2 separate regions of the Homo sapiens genome follow, and region 1 is linked to region 2. A link is a loop called in an ENCODE intact Hi-C map of the cell type or tissue named here. Cell type or tissue: mammary epithelial cell. All regions are shown on one strand. Links, peaks and the distances in the headings refer to the core of each region. The heading gives the core; the rest is flanking DNA.

Region 1 (5,390 bases), core at 224-5,223, 120 kb before region 2:
TGTCTTTAGTTGGCTATGCTGAGGTTATAAGTGTTTTTGAGAGGCTCCCAATGCTCTTAAAAAAAGCTAACCTACTCCACAATTCTTGTCATGATTATTCCTCCCACAATGGTTAAGCCACAGTCTTCTTATATCCCAGTAGTTCACCTTCGACCTGTACCTCATCCCAATTAACCACAGGTGAGTATCAGTCACTGGGATGCCACAGCATGCCAAGGGTTATCCCCATTCCTCTCACCACCAGAAATGAGGTCCCTATTGCTTTCAGATAGCAATAATTCACCTCCAAAATCTCATCCTGAGGCTCTGTTTTCTAGGCCACTTATGTCATCATGAGTGTATCTTATAAGTAGAATGTCCATGCGTATAACTATGTATCCTAGCCTAGATTCTCCAGAAAGCAGAAACTCGGTTAAAACCTTGTCTGCTATTCCTTTATTAGAGAGTAAATCCCAGGGAAATAGTAGTGAAAAGGAAGATAAAGAAGCAGGGAAGATGGGAAAGCCAATATGAGGGCATGTTACCAATCTGGCCACCATTTGGCAACAGGTGCAACTGATTACTCAATTTCATAAGACCATCTTCGGAGAATCTATATGAATGATTGTAACTCAAGACAGTAATGCCAGTCTTTTGGGGTGGGAGGCGTCGAATATTTTCTTTACTGATTTCCATCTCCCACTAGTCAAAGACTCACCCAAGAGGGTGCTAGCTCCTCCTCATTTCTAGGTTGCACATATATGGGCATCAAACAGATCCCACAGTGTCTCCTTCCTCACCATCAACAAGGATGTCCAAGGGTAGAAAGCAAGTACTGCATGGGGCAGGCATAAGGAGAGGTGCTGTCAAGTTTAGCTCTCTTAAAATCAATTGAAGCCTTCACCGGTATGGTCACTGTAGGGGTGGCTGGAGTGAAACAAGTGACCAAAGACTCTTAGAAGCAAGGAACATTGAAAGAATCAAAATGGCACAAAAGTTGTGGGTGCTTCTAGCAAATAAGTGAGTGATAACTAATTTTTAAAATGTTTCATTCTTAATCCAAAGGTAACATCTTCACTGAGTTATTCTTTCCTTGAAAAGTGGGAATGAGAAGAGTAAATGATACAGTGTGCCTTTTGCCTAAGGAGTTGGGAGGTCAAAAACACTGTATACTCTTGCCTCAAATGACCTCTATGCTGCTTATTTACTTATTAACTTAGTTTTATCTTGACTTTTTAAAAAAAATTTAAAATAAATTGTAACAAAAGGCAGACCAATATGATAGACATATAAAATGACTCAAGCAAGTGCAGGAAAATAGAAATATGCTAATGGTATCTTTAACATAATTTCAATGAGAGAGCTGTAAATTTGGCTTCCAGTTACACAGTTCAGAAATCATGATAAGTAATATAGCTCTTATTATCAGAAAGGAGGAAGCAGGCTTTAGGAGAAGTGAAGTTTTTTCTAGCACTGGAATCTAAAATAGCTTTCTGATATGGAGGTTTATAGAGAAGAAATTGTGTGATGTAATGGAAAACGTCCTCAACAACATTTTTACAACAAATGTACAAGTTGATTTCATTTAACAACGAGGTGGGAAAATTTATTAATTCAACAGCTGATGCTAGAATTCCTTCTAGGGAGAAAACAACTTTTGCTGGTAATAACACTTAGGGTATAAGTGGAACCCTCTAGGTCTGGTATGAAAGCTTGTAAGGAACAGGAAAACAGTTCTGCCTAACAGAGGAAAAGGAATCTGGAGGGCCACAGGGCAATTTGGAAGAGTGAGTGAAGAGGTTGGATGAGAAGGGAGATGAGGGGAGCAGAAGCCACTGAGAAGGCAGAAGGCTCTGTGTAGTGATCCCTCATCCCCTACCACAACCCTCCGTCTTCAATAAAGTTTTTGCTAAACTTGGCATTGTTCTGGGTATTTCAATGTGGGTATTGAAAGCAAATAAGTGCCAATCAGATGGCAGCAAAGTGAGATGGTGACAGATGTGAGGAATGCAGAAACAAAGAAGAGAAAGGCAGGTAATTGTCAGCCATCTGGGATTCGTGAGAACTGGAGAGAAAAAAGCACTACTGATTAAGGGCAGGTCCACAGACTTTCACTACCAGATGAACAATGGTTGAGTCTGACATATCTTATAAGGGCCAAGAAACATGACAGCATCAGCATGACACACCATCCCTCCTCTGAAGGTGGATGAGATACTCATTGTGAAAGAGGCAGCCAATTATTACCTAGCATCATTTTCCCCTTCTCGTTTAGTGATAGAACCTTCCCATTTTTAGCTCGGCACATGGGGTCCCAACTAGAGACATTTCCTAATAAAGGCATTTCCTAATAGGTGATTATGGCCTGTTAACAAGTGGTCAATGAGATGTAGGCAAAAAGAATGTAGACAAGTTCTGGATCACGTTCTTATGGGAAGCTACTTGATCATTGCTTATTTCTCTATTCCCAAACTCTAGAATGAGAACATGGTGCTGTGAGCCAGCTTTCACCGTGTGGATAAGGACATAATCAAGTCTAGGCAATGGCCTAGCAATGACATAGAAGGAATCTGGGTTTCCTGGTGAACTACAGCTGCCTAGCTACTGACTCATCCACTCACCTCAACTCACCCTGACCACGTCCCAACTCAGACTTTTACATGAGAGAAAAAGGAACTCTGTGTTATGTTTAAGCCACTGTTATGTGGTCTCCATTAAAGCAGCCAGATCCATATCATTTCCTCAGAATATATGTTTCATTTACTGACACAACTCTACCCCTTGGGTGCAGCTGTTAAAACCATGTAGTATAAAATATTTTCAAAACTTAGTCAAAATCATACTTCGTGGGTTATAACAATGGTCCATCACTGATACACTGCAAGCACTTCATTGGTAAACTACTCTATTTTTATATATTTTTGGTATAACCATGTGTAGTACTGTCTGTTAGATAAAATGTTGAGCTAAATGGACCACGTTGCCCATTATAGAGCAGGACTCAATATGCTACAGGTAGAGGTAAGAAACATGTTGTAACATCCTGCTGGCACAAAGAGCCCACACTTACTGAACATGCCAAAACGTTGCCTCATGAATATAGAAGAGAGGGCAGTCAGAGAAGTACCAGCTCTATTCTTATAGAAACATAGTGAACAGAGGAGAATCTGCAGATGCTCTTACAACTACTATAATATATATTTAATCTCTGGTCATGATTATAATTATTGCTTTTTTAGAACAGTAATTCAGTTAAAAACTTAATTTGACTTTATGCAACAGAAACCAAATTCCTGTAGTTTAACCACATACAGGATTATCATGTTTCAAGAAATCTAGAATAGACAGTATAAGACTGCTATGACAATTCCACAAGACCATCAAGAACCCAGCCTTCTACCTTTCCTCATATTGATTCTGGACATGTTGCTTTCTTCCTTGTGATCACTTGTTAATCACAAGACTGCTGCACCATAGACACCACATTAGAAATCCAGACAAGACGACAGAGGAAGAATGAAGAACAACAACACACCTGAGTTTGTCCTCTTAAAGTGTTTTCCTAGAATCTGTACCTAATGATTTCTGTTTACAAGATGAATTGCCCAAAACTGTGTCCTATGGCAATCCTTAGATGCAAAGGAATGCAGGGACGTGAGAATTTTTTCCTATGCACATTGCTGATATAAATAACTTCAAAGCTCTCCCAGTAAGAAAGAAGGAGAGAGTGAATACTGGATAGGCAACCAGTGTCTGATATATACTGTCAAAAAAAAAATTGCTACTAAACTGGATGCCATGAGTCCAAAAAGGTGAGAACCGCAGGAATAGAAGTTTTCAAATATTTCTAAAACAATCATCAAACCATTCTATTACTTCTTTTGGGGGGTGTTCTATCACTTAATCGTAAGAAGAGTGACTGCTACTGCTCATTTTTCTAACTACTTTTCTTTCTGTTATTATGTCTTCAATATTAGTTGGAAAATGTGTAATACTGAAGTGGATTAAAGATAGACACAAATTTTTGACACTGTTCTCATCAAAAGGTGAGTTTTATGTCCTCTTTTCTTGGATCTAGGTGAGGTCTGCCACTGCTTGACCAACAGAACATGGCAGAAATGGTGTTGTGCCAGTTTTCAGGCCCAGGTCTTAAAAGACTGGCAGCTTCCTGTTTCTGTCTTTTCAAATATATATTCTTGGAAATTAGCTGCCATGTTGGGAAGAAGCTCCAGTGCATTGTGGGAAATAAACAAAAGCCACTAGTTTATATCCCAGCTCAGAGCTAGCACCAACTCACAGCCACTGTAGTGAGCCATTTTAGAAGTAGATCCTCCAGCCTCGTTGAGCTGAACTAGCTGATGTCTTTTGGAGCAGAAATGAGCTGCCCCCTCTTAAAACTGCCCAAATTTCAGATTTGTGAGGAAATAAATAATTATTATGGTTTCAAGCCATTAAGTTTTGAGAGGGTTTGATACACAGCAATAGATAACCAAAGTAATTACTTTCAGTAGAAGAAATTAATAATGCCTTAATGCTTTATAAATAGATTAATTTCTAGTGGTCACAAATTGTGAAGAATTTAAGTATCATCACGAACATGCAACTTTTCTTTATTTGGTGCAATAAGCCAGCAATGTATTTATTATTCATGTTTGACTTTGTAGTTTGTCTAGCTGCATGCATAGAACCATTGATGTAAATCCTTGACCAAAAAATTGTAAAAGGTATATTCTCCACTTACATAAAACCAAAAAATATTTAATAAGCAAATGAAAACTATACCTGAAGAGCATCTGTTACAGTAGTATCACCTTCCTGAGCTCTGAATAAATTCTGAACACATAAGGAATTTAGAATAGTGGTCACCTTTAAAAACAAAAACAAACATGTACTGTTAGCTCTGTTGGGTCTTATCATTTAAAGAAATCAGTTACTGCCACTAAGACATTCAGCTGATAAGGACAGGAATGAGTTAGAGTAGGGCAGAGTACAATGGTCGGTCAGGATGCTTTATCTGTCTAATATATTAAAATTTTATAATTTTAGTCAAAATATTTTTCTGCATTTTTACTATTTTTATAAAGTTTTAGGGCTTTCAGAGGACAAAGTCATTTCAAACTAGAGCTCTCTAGACTGTTTGAAATGCAACTAAAGAAATTTTTCTTTATCCATTTCTGCCTGAGGAGTTACACCCCTAAATCAAAACTTTTTAATGTACCCAGCACATAAATAAAATTTATGGTTGATTTTCAATTAGACTTGGTCCATGAGTGAGCAATTTGATATTAAATCTGAAAACTGAATTGCTTCTTTTTTTCCTGTTGATAGGCATAAGTTAGGATAGAGTCAGTGGTATATAACCAAGATTCAAAATAATAGTGTCTTAAACACTTTCACAGGTAAGCAATACA
Region 2 (5,384 bases), core at 385-5,384:
TGAAGAGTCACGTTTTCATGCCAAAGGGCTTTTATCCATGTCTCACCAAGGATTTCCCTCAATCTGTGCACCCTTAAGCATTTAGAGCCCTGATCTCCAGATGCAAAGGCTTTAGGAAGTGAGAATGAAAGACCTGAGTTTAGAGAGGCTGATTGGCATTCCCAATCCCCTGGGGAAGGTTTAGAGACCCTGACTCCTTGGAATTAAGGGAGCAAGTACCCAGCTAGGCTCCTTCCTTCCTCACTCACCCAACATTTCAGGTACTTCACTGATGTTCCACATCCTTCTTTAAAGGTTGCTCTTGTCTTTTTTCTGGCTAGTGTCTACTATAACTGTAATTGATGCCCAACGCTTTTCTGGAACCACTTTTGGCCAAGTTCATTTATTATTAATCAAACTGTCCACTGTAGAAAATACTAAAAATGCTCAAGTGGGATTAGGAATAGTCAAGGTACTAACAGCATTCTTTTTATGCCCTTCTCTCAGATTCTGATTCTCCTGCTTATTTGCAAACAAATGATACATTTTGGTGCTAATGAGGAACCCCCACATAACCTTCTCCCTGTGTTACATACTAATACATTTCAATACTATGCCTAGTTTATCTTCATGTCAGTTGCTGTGGCTATGATGCCCCCTCCTTGATATGTGTGAATTCCCAGTGGAAAGAGAAAGGGAAAGTGGAAATGCCCTATTTGGCATTAAGAAATTGACTATCAGCACCATTTCTTCCCCTGAAATAAAAAAAAAAATTCTCCTTGCAAAAGGGAACTTTGCCTGAGGTTCTTACAGAGCTTTGGTTATAAAGATCAACTTATAAAGAATGCTTACCCCTTTCATAGTGTCCTTAACTAAACAACAAGGATGGTCCACTAACCGAGATCTAACCTGCCTTCTCTAAACAACAGTAACACTAAATCCAGTGCCATCACTGCACAGTGGAGAATTTACCACTAATGTGAAAAGCTTTCAGTTTTGGGAATATAGCCATTATTTATTTCTAATCATATGTGTATTTTTCCCTTGGCCAGGAATCCATAGGTTTTGCACAATAGTAATTAATTCCATTAACAAATAGTAGTGTCTCAAAAGGCATCTTTTTCATTTTCTTATATTTGAGCTGGATTTTTGTGAGACGAGGCAATTGCTCAACTACCTTTGCTGCTACCACTGCTTCCATTCTTAAGGACATAGTATATTCAAAAATAAACCATAAGCATGGCTTTTTGCTATTGATAAAGAGAGAAATGTCTAAGGAAATGAGGGTAAAAAGCTTTCAAAATTAATACTTAGTCTACTTAAATGAAAATCTGTAAACATCTAATGAAATGCTTGTATATATAACTTAGTATCTTTTCCCAATTTATTATCATTTTTATCAAACTAATTCCATTATAAAAGCTCTTCCTGTTTCAGTCCCCATTAAATGAGGTTTTACTGTTGTTCTTTAATAATTTTCCTTCATCTTACAGATCAGTTTCCTAATTCATCTCAGAACGGTTCATGCCGACAAGTGCAGTATCCTCTGACAGACATGTCCCCCATCCTAACTAGTGGGGACTCTGATATATCCAGTCCATTACTGCAAAATACTGTCCACATTGACCTCAGTGCTCTAAATCCAGAGCTGGTCCAGGCAGTGCAGCATGTAGTGATTGGGCCCAGTAGCCTGATTGTGCATTTCAATGAAGTCATAGGAAGAGGTAAGTATTTCCACTCAGCTTTTTGTTAAATACGATTTTCCAGTAAGCATTTTATCTTTGGCCTTTGCAGATTAGGAACTTAGACAATGGTGAAAGCAACTGACAGAGCAGTGATAACAAGTGTACTTGATTTCTGTTCTATAGAAATGTAGCCCTGTAAATCATATCCGTGGGGATTTGCCCTTGTGCATGGAAGCAATTGGATAATCCCCCAAATATATTAGAACTAAATCACAATTCGTCCTCGTCCTGTGTGTACTAGCAATTATAGTTTCTTCAAAGGTGCCATTTACTTTCTTCTAAAACTCAGGGCCAGGCGCAGTGGCTCACACGTGTAATCCCAGCACTTTGGGAGGCCGAGGCAGGTGGATCACCTGAGGTCAGGAGTTCAAAACCATCCTGGCCAACATGGCAAAACCCCGTCTCTACTAAAAAAATACAAAAATTAGCCAGGCGTGGTGGCGGGTGCCTTTAATCCCAACTACTGGGGAGGCTGAAGCAAGGAGAATTGCTTGAACCCAGGAGGTGGAAGTTGCAGTGAGCCAAGGTTGTGCCACAGCACTCCAGCCTGGGCAGCAGAGCGAGACTCCATGTCAAAAAAATAAATACTTATAAATAAATAAATATCACTCCTTTAATTTTGAGTATTTTTATTCAATCTCTCTCCAGTCTTTCTTTACCCTGAGAACAGTGACAAACTCTATGAAGCCTGGTTTATAGCAGTTTGTACACTGCTGGACAGCATCAGAAGACAGAGAATTTATAGCATTCTCCTGATCTAAAGCAACATATATCATCTCTACAATGCACTCCAATTTCTTTATACAAAGATAAATGAATATTTGTAATAAGCTAGCCAAAGCAGCAATAACAGCTAGCATAAACAGTATTTGTGGAAATATTTAGCAGGAAAAGAAACCAATCAAAAACCGGGAAATGAACTTCATTCTTCTTGTTGTTTTTTTTTTTCTAAAAAGCTTTTACCCTTAATACTAAATGGCCTCTGATCCCTTTTATTCTATATGTGCTGCAAGAGGTTGTACAGGCATCTGCCAGTGTGATACAAGAGAAGCTGATGGCGTGATTTCCCTTATATGAACACAAGGCCTTCTCACTTTCCTGTGGTAGCATCCACACATTCTTCTGTCAAACACCCCAGAGCGTAATCCTTTGTGTGCTCCTTCTTCCCCAAGAGTGGCTTCACTGTTAACAAACATCTTTCCATTTCTCTTCAGAGTAATATATAGTTCTGTCATAGGCCTATAAATCCCAGTAATTGCATCAATTTTAGAGTGTGTGGACTCACTAATTGTGTTCTAATTCTACACATTTGGAAAACTAGAATTTTTTATCATGAAAGGTACTAAAATGGCAATTATTTCTCTTTTGAAGTTATAATCATTAACAGCTCTATAAATATTAGCTACTATGTATTTATATGTTTTTCTGCAGGAGAATAGGAGCACTCAAAAGCATAAGTTTTATTTTATTCTTCTTTGCATTAGTAGAGGGCAGCCTAATGCCTGACACTCACATACTAGGCACTCATGGTGTCTTGGCCAGCTGGATGAATTAATTAGTGAATGACTTACACAGCTATCAGACATTTGGCACCTCTGGGGGAAATTACTGCCACTGGATAAAAGGCTACCATTGGGAAAATGATGTGGTTAAAGCCAGAGAGAACTGGATGAAGTGAGTCAGGGTGAATTTGCTTCATCTGGGCAACTGCCTTTCAGTTTCTGCCAACCTGGATTACGTATTAACCAGTGACTAATGGGGAAATCCTTATTCTATAATACTAATCCTATTTTTAATGGTAACATTTTTATTTCATTTCAGCTTATTAGAATATAGAGAACTTATTTTATTATAGTTCTTCATGTGGGTTAACTTTATTTTCATATTTTAAAATACTATGTCATCCTTTAAAAAAATTTATTTGATGAGGCCGATGTTACTCACCTTTTCAGTGGTTCCACTGTGGTTGAATATTTTATTAGGTTAGGCTTTAATATGAGTCATATCATCTACAACTTATTCATGAATTAAATAATCACATTGCTTATATCCTTGGGTGAAATGTGTTGCATCTACATATATATTTACAAACACACCTACGTACCTATAGTGGTATTGTTAAAAGTATTTTTTAAATGTACTCTTTTGCTGTATAGAAAGAAGAAAGAATAAAATGAAGCTCATAAAGGGTTTGATAAATAATTATTTCATAATTAAATGTTACGCAGTGCTAACCAAGTTCTTTCTTTTGCACAGGGCATTTTGGTTGTGTATATCATGGGACTTTGTTGGACAATGATGGCAAGAAAATTCACTGTGCTGTGAAATCCTTGAACAGTAAGTGGCATTTTATTTAACCATGGAGTATACTTTTGTGGTTTGCAACCTAATAAATAGCTTATAATAAAACGTTGATTTACACTTTCCCCTTGTGGAAAAATCAGCTACCACTGAAATTATGGGCCTAATCCTGAAAATTTGTTTTGTTCTAGACTTTTATTGAACTACTTCCCCTGAAATGATCCCTCAGAGCCCTCATTAGTAAGGGGGTAGGAGAAATGAGGTTCTTGGATGAACTGAGTATCATTTAACTATAACTATGTTTGGTTTATAATATTTGTTTTGCAAGTGACATTTCTGGAAACTATTGGAAGCATGTTGGCACCTACAGTAGTAATGACTCATTTTACCCAGAGGCATTACTATAATTATTTTTTAACCACAACTTCCATTAAAAAGATAAAAAATGAAATAAGACAAACAGGAGAAAACTACGCTGGCCAAAAATTGAAAAATCATAAGTATGGTAATACCTCATTTATCCACATTTTTGGAGAGTGAGGCATTCCACATACATGAACTTCCTAAATAAATGAAACCTACCCCTTTTTAATGCTGGAACATTACTTAAAATTTTAGCTGTTATTGAGAAAATCTTTTTAAGATGAAATGCATACTCTGTTTAAGGGAATGCTTCCAAATACAAACTAAGTCTTTATTGGTGACCCCAAGCCATAATTACAGCCATAAATTACTATATTACACAAACAGTGTACTCCACATACATAGTGTTCCTGGCTCCGCCTGTGTTGACAGGTCTCACATGCTTGCGTTTTCTACTCCCATTTCTCATTTTCTGCTTGCAAATTGCAGCAGCCTGAAAAATGTTAACCAGCTCTACTACAAACTTTATATGGGACTTAATAAGCTTTAAGTGCACAAATGAAAGATTTTCCTGCAAGATACTTTACTGTCACAATTATTTCAGTCTTTTTAAAATATAAATCAACATGCTAAGTAGTGTTCTACATGGTTAATTTTGTTGGAAGTCTGACCATGAGGGAAATAAATGGACAGTCTTTATGAAACCTAAGTATAACCTTTGCACTAAGTTTATAGGAGACAAACTGGTGGCTGGTTGGACTCTATCTTGCAAAAGTGGGCATAGGTGGTGACTGGAAGGCACAGTGCACGGTGGCATCATTCACTCAGATGTGATGTAAAAAGAACACTCTGCAGTCAAACCCTCAGGACAAGATGCTAACTGTGTGGTTTACCATTTCATTGCTCTTCCTATCTAAATTTGACAAAAGTATTCACTGTTCCATAATGAAGTTAATGTCTCCACCACTGGATTTCTCAGGAATCACTGACATAGGA

The links. Hi-C counts contacts between places; a loop is a spot of excess contacts. Peaks named below come from ENCODE experiments on the same cell type or tissue, not always from the same donor. Only the 100,000 strongest peaks of a DNase experiment are listed, where the experiment ranks them.
Region 1: a loop joins it to region 2, with 8 times the contacts of the local background. A loop is called at or near these places in 2 of 110 quality-filtered maps.

Annotation. Positions count from the first base shown.
Region 1 is chr7:116,650,820-116,656,209 of GRCh38, forward strand. All of the region lies in intron 2 of COMETT (cytosolic oncogenic antisense to MET transcript), which reads right to left. Among named protein-coding and RNA genes, the nearest start is that of MET, 19 kb to the right of the region's middle. In mammary epithelial cell, for the core only: no CTCF peak of the experiment used is centred there; DNase peaks (open chromatin) are centred at 2,142, 2,552 and 3,032; H3K27ac peaks cover 3,062 bases.
Region 2 is chr7:116,773,409-116,778,792 of GRCh38, forward strand. It overlaps MET (MET proto-oncogene, receptor tyrosine kinase), which reads left to right. Exons shown (of 21, transcript NM_000245.4): 15 at 1,473-1,703; 16 at 3,981-4,061; 17 at 5,368-5,384. Among named protein-coding and RNA genes, the nearest start is that of CAPZA2, 86 kb to the right of the region's middle. RefSeq lists enhancers at 1-61, 2,619-3,818. In mammary epithelial cell, for the core only: no CTCF peak of the experiment used is centred there; DNase peaks (open chromatin) are centred at 3,393 and 4,413; H3K27ac peaks cover 1,832 bases.